Regions from separate parts of the Homo sapiens genome. Here region 1 is linked to region 2. A link is a loop called in an ENCODE intact Hi-C map of the cell type or tissue named here. Cell type or tissue: PC-9. All regions are shown on one strand.

The links. A loop is a pair of places that touch in the nucleus more often than their neighbours do. Peaks named below come from ENCODE experiments on the same cell type or tissue, not always from the same donor. Only the 100,000 strongest peaks of a DNase experiment are listed, where the experiment ranks them.
Region 1: a loop joins it to region 2, with 3 times the contacts of the local background. A loop is called at or near these places in 4 of 110 quality-filtered maps.

The regions. Positions count from the first base shown.
Region 1 is chr7:106,179,506-106,184,505 of GRCh38, forward strand. No RefSeq gene overlaps it. Among named protein-coding and RNA genes, the nearest start is that of SYPL1, 70 kb to the left of the region's middle. RefSeq lists an enhancer at 1,232-1,739. In PC-9, no CTCF peak of the experiment used is centred here; no DNase peak of the experiment used is centred here.
Region 2 is chr7:106,237,422-106,242,421 of GRCh38, forward strand. No RefSeq gene overlaps it. Among named protein-coding and RNA genes, the nearest start is that of NAMPT, 45 kb to the right of the region's middle. In PC-9, no CTCF peak of the experiment used is centred here; a DNase peak (open chromatin) is centred at 2,170.

The sequences.
Region 1 (5,000 bases), 58 kb before region 2:
GTAAGTGACTTGCCCAAGGTCCTGCAGGAATTGAAGCTGGGTGTTCTGGCTCCAGAGCCCAAGTTCTTCACTACTGTGCATACTGCCTCTCGCAGGACTTCCTGGGACTGCCTATTTCATGTCCATCTCCTGCACCAGATTGTAAACCTCTTGATGAAAAGGATTCTGTTTTAGTCCCCCTTGGGTCCCCCAGATTACGCCAGAGCCCAACACAGTGGAAGCTCAAGCGAATGTTGGTTGAATGAATGGAAGAAGAAAAGCATCAGTTAAACCATTGTTCCTTACCCTGCATTTCTTGGAACCAATGTCTCTGAGAGCTTCCTGAGTATAGGGTGGGACATTTTGGCCTCTGGGCAGAACCCAGCTGGGTAAGAAAGCAGCCCTTCCCTGGGTGGGACCCTCCTGGCTTCTCGCTCCGCCTGTGTGACTATGAAGCGGGAGCGCTGCATATTTTCTTCTTCAGAGCAAACACCTGGGTTGATTGTTTTGGCAACTGTCCTGCAGACTGAGGAGCACGCGGAGCATGTGGAGTGTCCGGCTGACTGCTGTGACTGTGGCAGCAGCGTCACCTCTGTGTGGGGCCAGAGACAGTGAGGGCTCCCTCTTTTGTGCCTCAGCCGCTGTGTTCTTGAGGCTCAGACCCACAAAGGTCTCTGAGTATCCAGTTTTCTGAGGCTAATGCAGGGGAAGGGACCCAATGTGGGTAGGGGTAAGGTTGGGGTGGGGTGAGGGGTGCCGAGTAGATGGGGCTTGCACTGGGACCTGGGAAACATACTGAGAGTCAGAGATTTGCATGCAGCTGTATTGCATGTGGACTGGGGAAGCCCCGTGGGGAGTCAGGGTGGCTCTTCAGAGGTCCTGAATTGAGGCAGTGGGGCTGAGCTTTACACCCTCTTCATCCACCAGTTATGGGGACATAGTGGCTGCCTCAGGGATGGGAGCAGACCTTGGGCAAGCAGCTCCTTAATTAGAAGCAGGCTTCCTAGAAAGGAGGATTTGTGAGCCATCAGCAAGCAACACTTGGGCCAGCATGGTGGCTCATGCCTGTAATCCCAGCACTTTGGGAGGTCAAGGAGGGAGGATTGCTTGAACCCAGGAATTTGAGGCTGCAATGAGCTGTGATCACCCCACTACACTATAGCCTGGGCAGCAGAGTGAGACCCTGTCTCTAATAAATTAATAAGCAATGCTCCCCATTGTTGGGGAATGAGGTGCTAAGTCTTAAAGAAGGATCTGGGGAGGTACCACAACATCTGTCAGACACATTCACCTGGAAGACGACAAGAAACAGCTATGGCTGTTTCTTCAGCCCATGGCTGTTTCTCTTGTCATCTTCTAGGTGAGTGTATCTGGCAGTGGATGTTGCGGTGACTTCCAGGTGATTGTGTCTGGCAGTGGATGTCATGGTGACGGCGAGAGAAACAGCCCCGGGCTGAAGCCATGCTGAGAAGCAGCAACAACAGGAGAAACAATGGTTCTGAGTGCCAGAATCACCAGTTAGCAGCAGCACCTCCTGGGAATTTGTTAGAAATACACATTCTCAGCCCCACATCAGATTCGGTCAGGAACTCTGGGGAAGGGGCCCAGGAATCTGTATCTTAACAAGCCCTCGAGATGATTCTGATGCAAGCCAAAGTTTGAGAACCACAGTTCTAGACTACCCCATTGGCAGGACTGATTGAAGACGTCAAAGAGTATTTATTGAGTTCACATATTTTGTAGAAGGTGGCATTCAAGGCATGTTGCAGACTGAATACAACCCTTGTCTCCCTCTTCCTCACCCTGATGGAAACTCTGGACCAAGTATGAGAACCTTAAAGAGCAACAAAGTACATGGAGCCAATCATTGCATTGGCCCAAATCCTACATCTACAGGAAAAGGGAACAGAAGATACATTTTTATCCAAGATTTGTCACATCTGTGGGCCTCCAAAGATCAGCAAAATAAGACATTAATACTTTTCAATCTTTTTCAAGTTGTAATATGCTAATAACTGATGGGTTAAATTACAAATCATGATCTGTTCCCAAAGACTCTCAATACACATAATTACTTAGAAACAACAATTAGCCTTGGAAATTAATGATTAAAACCAACACAATTTATTACTAAACTATGTCCTCAAAGCAAGAAGTGGTGTTTAAAGAACCTCCCAGTAGGACTAACGCTTGTGAAAAAGTTAATTTAGGTAGGCTAATTTAAAAACCAACATAGGCCCTCTTTTGGATCACCATTTATGTAAAATCATGTTAGTAAGTATCTTAAGTTTTAACTCCTATCTATTCAAGACGATTGATTTATGAAATTTTAATTTTTCTGAATCAGAAGTTGACACTTAGATCATCTTTTTTGGTTGCTTTAATTAACAGGCTTCTACTTTCCCTTTCTTTGTGGTTGCATAGTATCAGAAGCCACTCCTTTATTTTCAACTTCTTAAAATCACTTTGTTTTACATTTCTTTTTTGCATGTAGTACATAGCTGGATTTGTTTTTAAGCCAACCTGACAGTCTGTTTTTTAATGGGTTAATTCAGTTTGTTTATATTTAGTGACAACTGATAATACAGTTGACCCTTGAACAACACGGGTATGATCTGGGAGACTCTACTAATACGCAGATTTTTTTCAACCAAACTCAGATTGAAAATACAGTACTCCCTGGATGTGAAACCCACTTTAACAGAGGGCTGACTTTTCACATAGGCAGGTTCCACAGGGCTGACTTTGGGACTTGGGAATGAGCAGATTTGGGCATCTGTGGGGGTCCTGAAACCAAACCCCCAAGTGTAACAAAGGATAACTATACTCACTTTCCTTCTGCCAACTTAAGTATGTTCACTGTTTGTTTTATTTTTTTATTTTTTATTTTCTTTGAGATGGAGTCTTGCTCTGTCACCCAGACTGGAGTGCAGTGGCCCGATCTTGGCTCACTGCAACCTCCGCCTCCTGGGTTCGAGCGATTCTCCTGCTTCAGCCTCCTGAGTAGCTGGAATTAAAGGTGAATGCCACCATGCCTGGCTAATTTTTGTATTTTTATTAGAGACGGGGTTTCACTGTGTTGGCCAGGCTGGTCTCAAACTCCTCCTGACCTCAGGTGATCTACCCGCCTCGGCCTCCCAAAGTGTTGGGATTACAGGCGTGAGCCACCGCGCCTAGCCTGTTGTTCGTTTTATTTTGCTGGTTCCTCTTTATTCCTTTTCTTATGGTTTGGTTAAGTTACCATTTATTCCCTTTTCCCCCGTTGTTAATTTTTAGCAGCTTCATTGAGGTATAATTGACATATACAATAAACTGCACATTTTAGATTATGCAAGTTGATAAGTCTTGACATATGTACAGGTCCTAAAACAGTCACCAAAATTCAGGTGATGAACATATTTATCATCCTTAAAAGTTTCCTAGTGCCCTTTTGTAGTTTCTTCCTCCCATCAACTTTCTGTTACAGTTTGTACTTTAAAGAATTTTATATAAATGAAATCATACAGTATGTGTATGTTTTTGTTTGGCTTCTTTCAGTCAGCATTCTTTTGTTTTTGAGATTATAAATTGTGTGCCAGTAGCTTCTTTGTTTTTATTGCTGAGTAGTATTCCACTGTATGGATATGCCATAGTTGACATTCACCTGTTAGATCCATGGTATGGATATTCCATAGTTGGCGTTCATTTACCTGTTGATGAACATTTAAGTGGTTTCCAGTTTTGTGCTATTACAAATAATGCTGCTATGAACACTGATGTGTAGATCTTTGTGTGCATGTACATTTTCATTTATCTTGGCTAAATACCTACAGTTGGAATGTCTGGATCAAATAGTAGGAGTACGTTTAACATATTATGAAATGTTCATATTGTTTTTATTTTTTTAATTTTAATTTTTTATTTTTTTGAGAAGGAGTCTCTGTTGCCCAGGCTGGAGTGCAGTGGTGTGATCTCAGCTCACTGTAACTTCTGCCCCTCGGGGTCAAGCAATTCCCCTACTTCAGCCTCCTGAGTAGCTGGGCCTACAGGCGCCTGCTACCTTGCCTGGCTAATTTTTGTATTTTTAGTAGAGATGGGTTTCACCATCTTGGCCAGGCTGGTCTTGAACTCCTGAACTCATGATCCACCCGCCTCAGCCTCCCAAAGTGCTGGGATTACAGGCATGAGCCACTGCGCCCAGCCTCATACTATTTTTAAAGTCAGCGTTCCACATATAGTGGGTCTGTAAAATGACCCACTATCAGTGTATGATAATTCAGTTTATTCACCCGTCTCCAACCTTAGTATGTTTAGTCTTTTTAATTTAAGCACTCTAATAGGTGTGTCAAACCTAAATAACAGAGAAGGAGACTCTGAAAGAAAGATTTATTCAGGAATGGGCATTGAAATGGGAATATGTGTGGGCGTATTCAGGAAGATAAGGCAAAAGTTTTTAAAGGTAAAATGAAGAAGATTAAGTTGTTTTCAGCCAATCCTTGGCTACTAGGACCAATAGCAAGGGTGGCATCGATTCAATTGCTAGGCAGATGTCCTTGTAGAAGTAGTTTTTTGTAAGGTAGTGGCAGCCTTTGTGCAAGGTTGTGGTTTTTGCAGAGTCTTTTGTGATAGTTCCTGTTATCAGGCATACGTGCATGAAAGTCCTTCCTTCATGGCCTTCCTTAGCTCTGTTTGTCAGGGTTTTGACACAAGTGACTCCATTTTGATTCTGACAACTTTTGCAGACGTATGATGGTATCTGATTGTGGTTTGAATTTGCATTTCTCTAATGTAATGATGTTGAGAAAGTTTTAAAGGTTTATTTGCCATCTGTGTATCTTATTTGGTGAAATGTGTTTTCAAATCTGACTATTTTTAATGGTTGTTTGTATCTTATTTTATTGTTTGTCTCGTATTACTGGGTTTGAGAGTTCATTATATATTTTGGATAAGAGTCCTTTATCAGACATATAATTTGTAAATATTTTCTCCCGATTTCTGGCCTTTCATTCTTAACAGTATCTTTCAAAGAGCAGAAATTTTTG
Region 2 (5,000 bases):
ACAGAAGAGATCCAGCAATATCAGACTACATGGCACAAAGAGTTTCACTAATACACGTGTGTGTATGTGTGTGTGTGTCCTGGGTTGCAGTGTGAACCATGTTTCTTACTGAGGCTTGTGGTCAAAAAAGTAAAAACAAACAAACAAAAATTGTGGTCTAGAGGATGAAAGCTTTTGTTGAGGGAGTTCTAAATGCATGAAATCCAGGCTTTCTAAATGGTAAATTCCTGAAGACAGTTTCATGCTGCTTGTAGCCGTTTTGAAGGCCTGTCGGGGAATTATCTATTTGGACCTTTTCTGGGTAAAGCAGATGGAAATGTTGGTCCAGAATTCCTCACAAGGTGCAAATGACTGAGAGCTGCTTGATTCATTGAGGAGTTCCCACTGATCACTTTTGGCTGTAAAAAGCACCAGTATTTGGCTCGATGTAATAAGGAGGTGGAGGTATGGAGTGGAAGCGGGTGGAGAATGACATGTAGCTTGACCGGGGGGGTGGCGAAAGGTAGAAGTGAGACTTGTAGGTTTATGAAACTTCCTTTGCTCAACACATAACTGCTGAGTGTCTACCATGGGCCAGGCCTGTGCTCAGGCTCTAGGAATACACATTTAAATAGGTGAGGCATTCTTCCTGCCTTCATAGTATTTAGTGGTAGAAACCAATAAGGGCCTGCCATAGAAATAGTTTTATCCAGTGAGTTAAAATTTTTGCTTATCAAGACTTTAGGCTGGGCGTGGTGGCTCATGCCTGTAATCCTAGCACATTGGGAGACCAAGGCGAGTCGATCACCTGAGGTCAGCAGTTTGAGACCAGCCTGGCCAACATGGTGAAACACCATCTCTGTTAAAAATACAAAAATTAGCCAGGCATGGTGGCATGTGCCTGTAATCCCAGCTACTCAGGAGGCTGAGGCAGGAGAATCACTGGAACCCAGGAGGTGGAGGCTACAGTGAGCTGAGATGGCACCACTGCACTCCAGTCTGGGTGACAGAGCGAAAAAAAAGATTTTAAGTGTTCCTGGGCATAATATGGGACTGCAGTATGCTTTTAAACTATTTGTGCTATATATCATTTTATTCTCTGCCTCTAGTTTAAGAACTAGTTGAGAAAGAATGAGGTATTTCTCTCTTCTACATACATACCTATGAATACACCCATACATACACAATCATGCATATAGAAACACATATTCTCAAACAAAACGCTAAATTCAATTGCTTTTTGGTTCTGTGGCCCTGTTTTTTCAATGGGCCAGTGGTCCTCAATAGCAGAAAGCTCTCCTTGCCCACTCCAGGATTGAGAAAACCCCCTCATTCTCAGGAGTTGTGGACGCCCCACTCTCTGACTTACAAGACCAGAATTTGTGATTTTGTTTGTAGAAAATGCTTGTTGTGGTTACTTGATAATAAAATACATGCACATTATAAAGTGTTTGGACAGGTTAATAAATTTCCAGAGCCTGGAAATGATATACAGCTGTCTCCTTTTCCCACAGCTAAATCATTCTCCTTTTTGCTCCTGTAGGAAAAATACAGAGACCTTTCCTTCCCCAGGCAGGCTAGGGTGATGACAAGTTGTATAAACTTCACAGAACCATTGTTTGCCATCCGTTGTGCCTTGCTAAGCAGAAGGGAGAACACTACTAATGAAGTTTAGAATGGAGGTCATATGGTTTAGAAGGCACTTAGGGATGAAGTCTTGCATCCGTATTTGGGTAGTGGTTTACATAGAGCAGCGGTTCTCTACTGGAGATGATACGTGTTTAAAAATTCTTTGGTGGTTTATCTGAACTACACAGGCCCTTTGCACGGTCATATATCCTGGCATCTATCAAATTTTCAGGAGTACGTGTATGTGGTTCGGAAAAGCCCCACAGGTAATTCTGATCCTCTCCCTCCCTCCTCTACCTACTGATATAAAAGATAAAGCACCTAAACCCTGATAAAAGATACAGAGAATGGGTGTGAAAAATATAAAAACTGGAACACTCCACAGCAGGTACTATTTCTCAGAATGCATCTTTCCCTGCACTGAACAGTCCTCTGACAGTTCTAAATGTGGCATCCTGTGCAGCATTGTGATCTGAGGGCAGACAGAGCTCTTTGCCCAAGGCACATATTATCCCAAAAGCTTGGTAAATAAAGCCACAGCATTGTGCTGGAATGCTGTATCCTTTTAGAGTGCCACACGTTGTTGGCACACTGTTCTGGAGCCCAGTGATACAATGTGTTGTTTCAGCCAGCCCCGGTCAGAAACCCTGAGCAAACAAGTCATCTGACTGAAAGGAAAATGGCAGCAATTATTTCCAGTAAATTGCAAATTTAAAAATATTTCCGATGTTTTTGCATCTTGTTTTAGATGTGTCTCTTGTAAGTAGCAAATAGATTTTAAAATTTCTTTTAACTGATTTTTTTTTTTTTTTGGACAGAGTTTCGCTCTTGTCGCCCAGACTGGAGTGCAGTGGCGTGATCTCAGCTCACCACAACCTCTGCCTCCCAGGTTCAAGCAATTTTCTTGCCTCAGCCTCCTGAGTAGTGAGGATTACAGGCATGCACCACCAGGCCTGGCTAATTTTGTATTTTTAGTAGAAATGGGGTTTCTCCATGTTGGTCAGGCTGGTCTCGAACTCCCGACCTCAGGTGATCCGCCAGCCTCAGCCACCCCAAGTGCTGGGGTTACAGGCATGAGCCACCGTGCCTGGCCTTAACTGATTTTATGTGTGTGTGGGGGGGAATATGTGGATCATTCACATTAGGTATACAGAATTTATGTATCATTATCTTTATTGTTTTGGTATTTGTCCCACCTGTTGTTTTTTTGCCTGTCATTTTATTTTGAAATATTTTAACCATTCCACCACCTTTTCCTGTTAGTTTGAAAGTAACATACTTCATTTCTATGTCTACTAGCACAATGGAGTAAAATTAATCACTTTAACTTCCTCCTGACAATTGATATGTCTCAGAACACTTTTAATTCAATTTACCCTGCTTCTAATATATGCTATTCTTATATATTTTAAATATCGTTTAACTTGAATCCATAAGACGTTGGTTCACAATGTTTTAGTTTGCCCATACATACTTACTACTTTGACTGCTCTTTATTCTTTCATCCTTTAGAATCCCCTTTAGTGACAGCATGCTAGTGTTGAACTTTCAGGTTGTGGTGGTCTGAGTCTTTATTTCGTCCTCTTTCTGAGTTTTAGGGGAACAGGGTTCTCTGTTGGCAGTTATTTCCTTTCGGGACATTGCGCTGTCTTCTGGCTCCCAGTGCTGCTGTTGAGAGTTGAGTGGTCAGTCTCCTTCCTTAGGTTACGATCTTTTTTCCCTCTGGCTGCTTTTAGGATACTTTCTTTGTTACTTGTGATTTGCAGTTTCACCATAATGTGTCTGGATTTAAATCATCTTGCTTGGGATTCATTGAGCTTTAATCTTTAGATTGTTGCTTCTCATCAGTTCAGGTAAATCCTGAACCCTTCTCTCTTAAAATATAGCCTCCACTCCATGTTCTCTTTCCTCTTCTTCCATTGTTCTGATTAGACATATGTGAGGCCTTGTGTTTCATGTTGCTTAACTTTCATTCCATTTGCTTTGTGTTGCATTCTGAATTTCTTCTGACTTGCCTTCCAAGTCATTGGTGCCTTTATAGCTGTCTAATCTGATTGTTAATTTCAATTACTGAACTTTTGATTTTCACAAGTTCTATTAATCCCTGTAGCAAATTTGTAAGGCCTTTCAAAAATTTTCCTATTAGCTGCAGATGGATATTTAAGTGTACGCCTCATTTCTTTTTTCTTTTTTTTTTTGAGGCAGAGTGCACTCTGTTGCCCAGGCTGGAGTGTAGTGGGGCAATCTTGGCTCACTGCAACCTCTGCCTCACGGGTTCAAGTGATTCTCCTGCCTCAGCCTTTCCAGTAGCTGGGATTACAGGTATGCGTTACCACATCCAGCTAATTTTTGTATTTTTAGTAGAGATAGGGTCTCGCCATGTTGGCCTCAAACTCCTGACTGCAAGTGAGCATCCTGCCTCAGCCTCCCAGAATGCTGGGATTACAGACGTGAGCCACGGCAGCTGGTCTCATTTTTAAAAAATAAGCATAATGATTTTATGTTTCATAATTTCAGTATCTGAACCCTTGGTGAGTCATTTTTCTGCTGCTCTCATTCATGGTGTCTTGTTGCCTATGTGATTATTTTGTGAGCCGTTCATTTTCCTTAGAAAATTATTTTGAGAATTCTTTAAGGTGTAGGATGAAAGTATCCCTTCAGGGAGAATTTGCATTTACTTCTGTCAGGCATTTAGGGAACTCTGGACTCTGCCAGTCCTGTTTAAGTTTATAGTTTTAAGGTGTCTGTAATATGTAGGGGAGGTGAATTTGGACTGCAAGGCCAGCTTGCAATGTCAGTTGCTTAGATTTTTCTTGATTTGCTCAAGTTAAGCAACTTTTCTTGCAGTTCCTTAGAAGAGGTATGGGGATAGAGTACCACTGGTTCATCCTCATCATGTAGTGGAGGCTTTTGGGAGACCTGCTTTATGGCAGGAGGGTCTTTGATTTCTGTTCATCATGTCCTTTCAGGCCCTAAAAAGTGAAGCTCAAAGTCCCCAGGTTTGGTAAATACTCTAGGGCAAAAGCACCTTCAATGCTTTGTTACCTCTTGGGGTCCCATTTTCACTTGGATTTGACCTAGCCTGTTTATATTTCTGGAAACAGAATTTTCTAGTTATAAGAAAGAGAACCTCCTAGTTATAAAAATACAGAGAAAGTTTTTGTCAAAAGCTTGGCGTTGCTGGTTTGTATAGAAGATTCCTGGGTTTTATTCTTAATCTTCTTTCATCATATGGCCAGATTTCTTAATTTCACTTCCTAAGCTTGTTTCTCCACCTATAAAAAAGGGCATTTAAAATAGCCACTAATTTTGAAATCTGCATTAGTGAAGTCTGTAGAATCTTTGAGTGGAATTAAAATTATCTTTATGTTGACTTGTTGCAAAAACAATTT